Linked DNA regions of Homo sapiens: region 2 is linked to region 1. Evidence: read pairs that join two places in POLR2A ChIA-PET (ENCODE). Cell type or tissue: CD4-positive, alpha-beta T cell. All regions are shown on one strand. Each heading gives the region's core, and the rest is flanking DNA. Links, peaks and the distances in the headings are about the cores only.

Region 1 (4,384 bases), core at 112-4,111:
TTCGCCACGTTGGCCAGGCTGGTTTCAAACTCCTGACCTCAAGTAATCCTCCAGCCTTAGCCTCCCAAAGTGCTGGGATTACAAGCATGAGCCACCGGGCCTGGCCCATATACTGATTTTATATGTTATAAAGCAAGTGTTTTTTTAAAAAGGTTTATAAGGATAGATTAGCGAAATGTTTTTTATTTATTTTTATTTATTTATTTATTTTTGAGACGGAGTCTTGATCTGTCGCCCAGGCTGGAGTGCAGTGGTGCGATCTCCACTCACTGCAACCTCCGCCTCCCGGGTTCACTCCATTCTCCTGCCTCAGCCTCCCGAGTAGCGGGTACTACAGGCGCCCGCCACAACGCCGGCTAATTTTTTGTATTTTTGGTAGAGACGGGGTTTCACCATGTTAGCCAGGATGGTCTCGATCTCCTGACCTCATAATCCGCCCGCCTCGGCCTCCCAAAGTGCTAGGATTACAGGCATGAGCCACTGCGCCCGGCCTAGCCAAATATTATACCAAGATTTTTGTTGTTGTTTGAGACGGAATCTTGCTCTCATAGGCTGTCTGCGGCATCCTTCACGAGCTGCGTGATATTGGGCAGGTCAGAGAATTGCTCTGTGCACGCATTTTCTCATCCAAAAAAGGAAATTGCCTCTGAAGCCACTTGATGGTATGAGTTTTACAGGGATTTAAATTGACGTTAGTGGTCCTTTTTTTTTTTTTTTTTTTTGAGACGGAATTTCACTCTGTCGCACAGGCTGGAGTGCAGTGGTGCGATCTCCGCTCACTGCAACCTCCGCCTCCCAGGTTCAAGTGATTCTCCTCCCTCAGCCTCCCGAGTAGCTGGGATTACAAGCACGCGTCACCACGCCCGGCTCATTTTTTGTATTTTTAGTAGAGACAGGGTTTCACCGTGTTAGCCAGGATGGACTGCGCCCGGCCTGTACACACTTTTTATTCTGCATGTGTAACTGTCTGAACTGTGTTAGCTGTTTGTTTGTTTTAAATTAGAACAGCACTACTGGGGCCCGGCGCGGTGGCTCACGCCTGTAATCCCAGCATTTTGGGAGGCGGAGGTGGCCGGATCACCTGAGGTCAAGAGTTAGAGACCAGCCTTACCAACAAGGTGAAACCCCGTCTCTACTGAAAATACAATTGGCCAGGCATGGTGACGGGCTCCCGTAATCCCAGCTACTTGGGAGGCTGAAGCAGGAGAATCGCTTCAACCCTGGAGGCAGAGGTTGCAGTGAGCCAAGATCGTGCCACTGCACTCCAGCCTGGGAGATAGCACTCCAGCCTGGGAGATGGAGTAAGATTCCATTTAAAAAAAAAAAAAAAGCACCAGTAACGTCAATTTAAATCCCTGTAAAACTCATACCATCAAGTGGCTTCAGAGGCAATTTCCTTTTTCGGACGAGAAAATGCGTGCACAGAGCAATTCTCTGACCTGCCCAGTATCACAGACCTCTTGAAGGATGGCACAGACAGCCTATGAGAGAGAGCTGAGCTGTGGAGGACGATGAAGAGGCGAAGGGCTCCTGTGGTTTCCAGAGATAAAGAAAAGCTAGGGAAAAAACGCCAATATAGATAGGGGCAGTTTTCTGGGTAGCTCTGCTCTTATGGAGCTCGCCAAATATAAGATGGTATATTCCTTAAACAGGATGCTGAGAAAACAAGAATCTTCATTTATTTCTCTTTTCCCCAATGCCCAACAATAGTAGCGACAGGAGCTCACAAAATACAGGTTAACTAACACATGGAAACAACAGATGAGTACACTCACACGCACACCTGGAGAGGGCAGCAAAATTGGGAGTTTCCTCGGGGAGCTGCCCTTCAGAGGCACCTCAACTTTTTCGAGTACATGAACCCACGGCCCGCAGGTCGGCTAACAGCTTTCCAACCTTTACCAAGCCTCATGTCTGAGCATTATTGAAGAGGCCGAAGAAAGCAATAAGCTACACATGACACGAATGTCATCTTTGCCTGGTTAGCAGGGTGGTGTGAAACCCCATTTCCCTCTCAGACGACCCAGCTCACCTGCGCAGGTGAGGGCCGGGCGCTTCCGCACAGGCGCAGAAGCAAGGGCGGACACCATCTTGAGCCGCAGCTCAAGGTGGCACAACCGCCGTCAGAGAGAAGGCGTACAAAAACCAGGCTGCGACGGGGTGGGGAAGCATGGAGGGAACCTGGCTACAGCCGGGCAGAAGGTGGCCCTCCTCCATCCGCAGGCACGGCGCACGCGCCGTCCAGCCGCCAAGCCCGGCCCCCGCAGGCGGAGCTCCAGAGCCTGTCCCGGAAACCCGGAGCCAAGGGCCCTAAAGGGCGTGGGACCTTCTGTAATTCCCTCCACTAGCTGAAGACCGCTGGCTTTCACCACACCATGTCAGCTTCCCACGTGCAAACCCGGCAGCTGTAATTAAACATCACAGTTCCAAAGGCTTCTCAGTAGTAAGGAGGTGCACCAGCTGCCCAGAAACCACTAGCGATGAGCGATGCTCATGACAAAGTGGCATTGCTTCCTAAAGCAGAAAAAATTGATTGCAAGTGGACTTACAGATCTGAATCCTAGGGACACCTTTACTTCCACTCTCATTTTCAAAACATTCATGACACGCAGGCCACAAGTCAACTTTCAAATAAAAGTCAAATAAGTGGTAACATCAAGTGCAATGTTAGCTCCATAATGAAAAACGAAAACTTAATTTTTTTAGTATGTTTTGAGACGGAGTTTCACTCTTGTCGCCCAGGCTGGACTGCAATGGCATGATCTCGGCTCACTGCAACCTCCACCTCCTCCTGGGTTCAAGCAATTCTCCTGCTTCAGCCTCCCGAGTAGCTGGGATTACAGGCGTGCACCACCACACCCGGCTAATTTTTGTATTATTAGTAGACATTAGTAGAGACGGGGTTTCACCATATCGGCCAGGCTGGTCTCGAACTCTTGGCCTCAGGTGATCCACCTGCCTTGGCCTCCCAAAGTGTTGGGATTACAGGCGTGAGCCATTGCCCCCGGCCGAAAACTTTTATTACAAGAGCATTTACTTTCTCACTGGTAGAGAAAGCTCCAAGGTGTGGGAACCAGGACTTCAAACATTCTAGGTAGGACTTCTAACGTTTTGGGGTCTCTATTTACAAGGCTTAACAGAGACATCGTGAAAGGATGTAAACCCATGAGCACTGAGCCATACCCTAGCTGAAGTACTGTCAAGTGGAAGCCCTCTAATTCCAGAGGATTCATTCACATGTAGCTTTTTAAAAGGTGAGGACAAAATAAAGTGGTTAAGTGTTTTGATTAGTCTCAATAATTCTCCACTTACCCTGGTAATAAGTCCCAGTTTAATAATCCATTGCAATTTGAAGAATTGCCTTTAAAAAAAGTTCAATAGGGCCGGGCACGGTGGCTCACGCCTGTAATCCCAGCACTTTGGGATGCCAAGGCAGCTGGACCACGAGGTCAGGAGTTTGAGAACAGCGTGGCCAACAAGGTGAAACCCTGTCTCTACTAAAACTACAAAAATTAGCCGGGCACGGTGGCAGGCACCTGTAATCCCAGCTGCTCAGCAGGCTGAGGCAGGAGAATCACTTGAATCCAGGCGGCAGAGATTGCAGTGAGCCGAGACTGCGCCACTGCACTCCAGCCTGGGCAAGAGACGCTGTATCTTAAAAGCAAAAAACAAAACAAAACGAAAAAACACCTCGATAATTCTGAAACATTCTCCAATAAAAGGAAGCAGAATTTCTTGGAAAAAAGTGGAATTGGGGCAGGGAAAATACAAGATTCCCAGGGAACATCTTACAGTACCAGAAGGGCAGACACCAGAAAATTTTTCTGAGACAGGGCCTTGCTGTTAGGCAGCTCACTGCAACCTCAACCTCCCCTGATCAAGTCATCCTCCCACCTCAGCCTCCCCAGCAGATGGGACTACAGGAGCATACCACACCTGGCTTATTTTCTGTAGAGACCAGGTCTCAATATGTTGCACAGGCTGGTATCAAATTCCCAGGTTCAAGGAATCCTCCCACCTCAACTTCCCAAAGTGCTGGGGTTACAGGCATAAGCCACAAAGCCAGACCACCAAAAATAATGACAGCATGTCAAGAAAACAAAGGAGCCAATTTTAAGGAGCTCCTAATGGCCAAAGCTGAGACAATTTGAGCAAAAGTGAATCCATACTGATATACTGAATAAATACAGAGAAGGGACACCTCCTTACAATAGAGTGCTAATTAATAAATGTAGAAGGACTAGAAATCGTGAAGCAACATTTGGCAAATGGCACAGGAACACTTGTTGCATGCAATAACAATCCATAGCTGCCCAAAGTTAGTGGGTCAAAGAATGATAGTTTCAGCTGGGCGCCTTGGCTCACACCTGTAATCCTAGCGCTT
Region 2 (4,384 bases), core at 122-4,121, 220 kb after region 1:
GCCTCGGCCTCCCAAAGTGCTAGGATTACAGGCGAGAGCCACTGCGCCCGGCTATTTATTGTAACTCTTCAAGTTATTAAGCCTCTTCATAATAGTATTTACCTACCTCAGAAGTTTCTGAGGTTTTAAGGAGATAATGGATGTAAACTGCTTATTACTCAGCAGATCGTAATCTGACTATACTTACTGAGCATATGCTATATGCCATACACTGTCCTAATGATGAATGTGAATTAACTCATTTAATCCTCACCATAACTCTAGGAGGTAGGTGCTGTTATTTCCATTTTTATACTCAAAGTGAATGAGACAGAGCAGTTAAGTAACTTACCCAAGGTCATAGAGTAGAAATAGCTTTCAAACCCAGTCTCGCTTGAGTCCTGCGTTTTTTGTTTTTTTGTTTTTTTTTTTTTTGAGACATTGTTTTGCTCTTGTTGTCCAAGCTGAAGTACAGTGGCACGATCTCAGCTCACTGCAACCTTCGCCTCCCGGGTTCAAGTGATTCTCATGCCTCAGCCTCCGGAGTAGCTGGGGTTACAGGTGCCTGCCACCACACCCGGCTAATTTTTGTATTTTTAGTAGAGACGGGGTTTCACCATGTTGGCCAGGCTGGTCTCAAACTCCTGACCTCAGGTGATCCACCCACCTCAGCCTCCCAAAGTGCTGGGATTACAGGTGTGAGTCACAACGCCTGGCAAGTCCTACCCTTAAGCTACATGCCATCCTTCCACTCATTGGGACCTCAAAATGTTAGCTGTTATAATTTTACAGTGACTATTACTAGGGGTAGTGAGAAGCCATGACTACGATGTTTACATTCTCGTACATGACAGCTGCAACGAGATGTATTAAGAGAGACCTGAGATGAGACTTACCCAGTGAGGCGGTTTCGGATAATTTTGACGCTCATTACGGTCTCCCCCATGGTGGCAAAGGCTCTGGAGATGAAGTTCTCATCCATGTAGGGTTCCAGCTGCGTAAAAACAAGAGCACAGCGGCTCAGGCCGGCGGCCGGGCTTCCCACTCCGGGTTCCAGAGCCCCTCCCGTTCAGCCCAGGGCTGGCTACGCGCCGCTGGGGGAGCGAGGGGCGAGGTTCGCCTCCACTGAGCGGCCTGAAACCCCAGCTCTTTTGGTTCAAGCTTGCCCCGCTTTAGGGAGCCTCCCCTTGGACCTAGAAACCCCACTCCTCCGGTCCCAGAACAGCGCGCCTCAGTCCTTGGATTGCTCCCATTCTATGTCCCCAAAGCACCACCTTTCCCTCCCACGAACCCAGGTGGGGCCCCAGGACCCCTAGCCTCACGGACTCAGCCTCTTCACTTAGATGCTGGAACCCGCTTCTGTGTCACCAAAAAGAACCCCCGTCACACGTCTCCCCTTTCTGGGATCCCAAGTCCCCTCCCACTCAGATCCTTCCTCTCTCGCGAAACCGAGATGCTTCCTTGTCTTCAGACCCCGGACGGCTGCCCTCACTCACGTCGCCCATCCACAGGCTGGCCGCCATACCCGCGCACCGGGGTGGGGCTTTGCGGGCGGGGCTCTGCGGGCGGGGCTCGAAGGCCCGCGCGGGCGCCAATCCTGGCTGCGGAGACCGCTACAGAGCATGCGCCTCCGACGGCTTCTGCGCAGGCTCCCGAGCGCAGCGGCCCGGGTCGGGCAGTGTGTTCAGCTCCGGGTTTTTCCTGCAACCCACTGGGCGCTAGGCTTCCGGATCGCGGTGGGCGGAGTTCAGGCTGGAATGGGGCGGGCCAGATACCACCTGGCCCAGGCGGCTGGGTTACTTGGGTTTATTTCTGACTTTATATATTTAGAAAACAAACAAAACTACACACACACACTCGTCTGACTTTATATAGAAAACAAAACCACACACACACAGACACATATAATTACAACATTAATATATGCTCGTTAGGGCTGGGCACGGTGGCTCACGCCTGTAATCCCAGCACTTGAGGAGGCCGAGGCGGGCGGATCACGAGGTGAAGAAATCGAGACCATCCTCGCCAACAGGGGGAAACCCCCTCTCTACTAAAAGTACGAAAATTAGCGGGCGTGGTGGCGAGCGCTGGTAGTCGCAGCTACTCGGGAGACTGAGGCAGGAGAATCGCTTAAACCCAGGGGGCAGAAGTTGCAGTGAGCCGAGATAGCGCCATTGCACCGCAGCCTGGTGACAGAGCAAGACTCCATATATATACATACACACACACACACACATACACATATATATACACATATATACACATATACACACATAATACACATATACACATATATACACACATACACATATATATACATATATACACACACACACACACATATATATGTATGCTCGTTACTTGGGTTAATTTCTGACTTTACATATTTAGAAAACAAACAAGGCCGGGCGCGGTGGCTCACGCCTGTAATCCCAACACTTTGGGAGGCCGAGGTGGGCAGATCACGAGGTCAGGAGATCGAGACCATCCTGGCCAACATGGTGAAACCCCGTCTCTACTAAAAATACAGAAATTAGCCGGGTATGATGGTGTGCACTTGTAGTCCCAGCTACTCAGGTGGCTGAGACAGGATAATCACTTGAACCCGGGAGGCAGAGGCTGCAGTGAGCCGAGATCGCGCCACTGCACTCCAGCCTGGGCGACAGAGTGAGACTCTGTCTCAAATTAAAAAAAAAACAAAAAACAAAAAACATACACACGTACACACACACACAAACACACACATAATTACAACATTAATATATGCTCGTTGTAAAAAACTGCAGATACAAGTGCATCCAAAAAAGTGAAAATATCCCTCCGGACAACCCGGTTCCACTACCTCCCTATTGTTACCAGGGGTTCTTAGGCTCTCAATCCAACAGAAATTAACATGAGGCCAAAAAAGTTTTCCCAGACAAGTCTTCATTGGAGCTTATGCCTGGGTATAAGGGAGGCAGCACAAGAGAGCGAGAATTCCCTGACTCTCCGAAAAGAGCTGGTTGAGATGTTTTATTGGGCAAAGCACGGAAAGTGATATCAAGTGTAGGGTTTACAGGCTGGGCAGGACAAAGCTCATGAGGGTGGGGTATGAAGGTCAGCATATCCTGTTGTAATGATTATCTTTTTTTTTTTTTTTGAGACGGAGTCTTCCTTTGTCGCCCAGGCTGGAGTGCAATGGCACAATCTCGGCTCAGAATAGCTAGAATCTAGCCTCCTGGGTTCTAGCTATTCTCCTGCTTCACCTCCTGAGTAGCTGGGATTACAGGCGCCCACCACCAGGCACAGCTAATTTTTGTATTTTCAGTAGAGACGGGGTTTCACCATGTTGGTCAGGCTGGTCTCGAACTCCTGACCTGAGGTGATCCACCCACCTCGGCCTCCCAAAGTGCTGGGATTACAGGCGTGAGCCACCCATCGCGCCCAGCCAATGATTATCTTTAGTACTGGGCTACCTGGTAGTTTGGCTGTCAGCAACAAGGCTGTAAATGAAGTTTTCAGCATTTCTTCCTGAGATGAGACATTCCACAACCTTGGTTGGATAATTTGGATCTCCTAAGGCCAGATCCTAGAATTATTTTTATTTTATTTATTTATTTATTTATTCAGTTGGTCAGTCATTCTGAGAGAGGGTCTCTCTCTGTCGCCCAGGCTGGAGCGCATTGGCACAATCTTGGCTTATTGCAGCCTCAAACTCCCGGACTCAAGTGATCCTCCTGCCTCAGCCTCCAGAGTAGCTGGCACTACAGGTGTGCACCCCCACAGCTGGCTAATTTTTTTTTTTTTGCAGAGAGGAGAGCTCACTATGTTGGCCAAGCTCATTTTGGACTCCTAGGCTCAAGCGATCCTCCTGCCTTGGCCTCCCAAAGTGCTGGGATTATAGGTGTGAGCCACAGCGCCCAGCCTCTTTTTTCTTTTCTTTCTTTTTTTTTTTTTTTTTTTTTTTTTGTTTGAGACGGATTACAGCCACCTGCCACCATGCCTGGCTAGTTTTTTTTTTTTTTTTTTTTTTTTTTTATTTTTAGAAGAGGCAGGGTTTCACTATGTTGGCCAGGCTGGTCTAGAACTCCTGACCTCATGATCCCCCCACTGTGGCCTCCCAAAGTGCTGGGATTACAGGCGTGAGCCACCACGCCTGGCTTCTTTTTTCTGCTTTCTTTTTTTTTTGTAGATCCTGGAATTCTTTAATTAAAGGGCATGGTTACACATTATAAGAGCACAAAAGAACAATATATAATGGCTATTTTTCTTTATATGACTAAAGCCTCAGAGTTAGTGGGTATGGTGGTGTGGGTTTTTGTTTTTTCTTTTGAGACAGAGTCTCGCTCTCGCCCTGGCTGGAGTGCAGTGGTGTGATCTCAGCTCACTGCAAGCTCCGCCTCCCAGGTTCATGCCAGTCTCCTGC

Evidence for each region. Peaks named below come from ENCODE experiments on the same cell type or tissue, not always from the same donor. Only the 100,000 strongest peaks of a DNase experiment are listed, where the experiment ranks them.
Region 2: POLR2A ChIA-PET joins it to region 1 with 6 read pairs; 3 of 35 experiments call an interaction of 5 or more read pairs at or near these places.

The regions. Positions count from the first base shown.
Region 1 is chr1:28,773,193-28,777,576 of GRCh38, reverse strand. No RefSeq gene overlaps it. Among named protein-coding and RNA genes, the nearest start is that of OPRD1, 37 kb to the left of the region's middle. RefSeq lists an enhancer at 2,126-2,420. In CD4-positive, alpha-beta T cell, for the core only: no CTCF peak of the experiment used is centred there; a DNase peak (open chromatin) is centred at 2,156; H3K4me3 peaks cover 1,099 bases; H3K27ac peaks cover 982 bases.
Region 2 is chr1:28,550,229-28,554,612 of GRCh38, reverse strand. It overlaps TRNAU1AP (tRNA selenocysteine 1 associated protein 1), which reads right to left and starts at 1,528. Exons shown (of 9, transcript NM_017846.5): 1 at 1,476-1,528; 2 at 876-973. The coding sequence starts at 1,502. RefSeq lists silencers at 222-516, 1,449-1,588 and enhancers at 1,739-1,798, 1,522-1,816. In CD4-positive, alpha-beta T cell, for the core only: no CTCF peak of the experiment used is centred there; DNase peaks (open chromatin) are centred at 1,642 and 2,012; H3K4me3 peaks cover 1,995 bases; H3K27ac peaks cover 1,655 bases.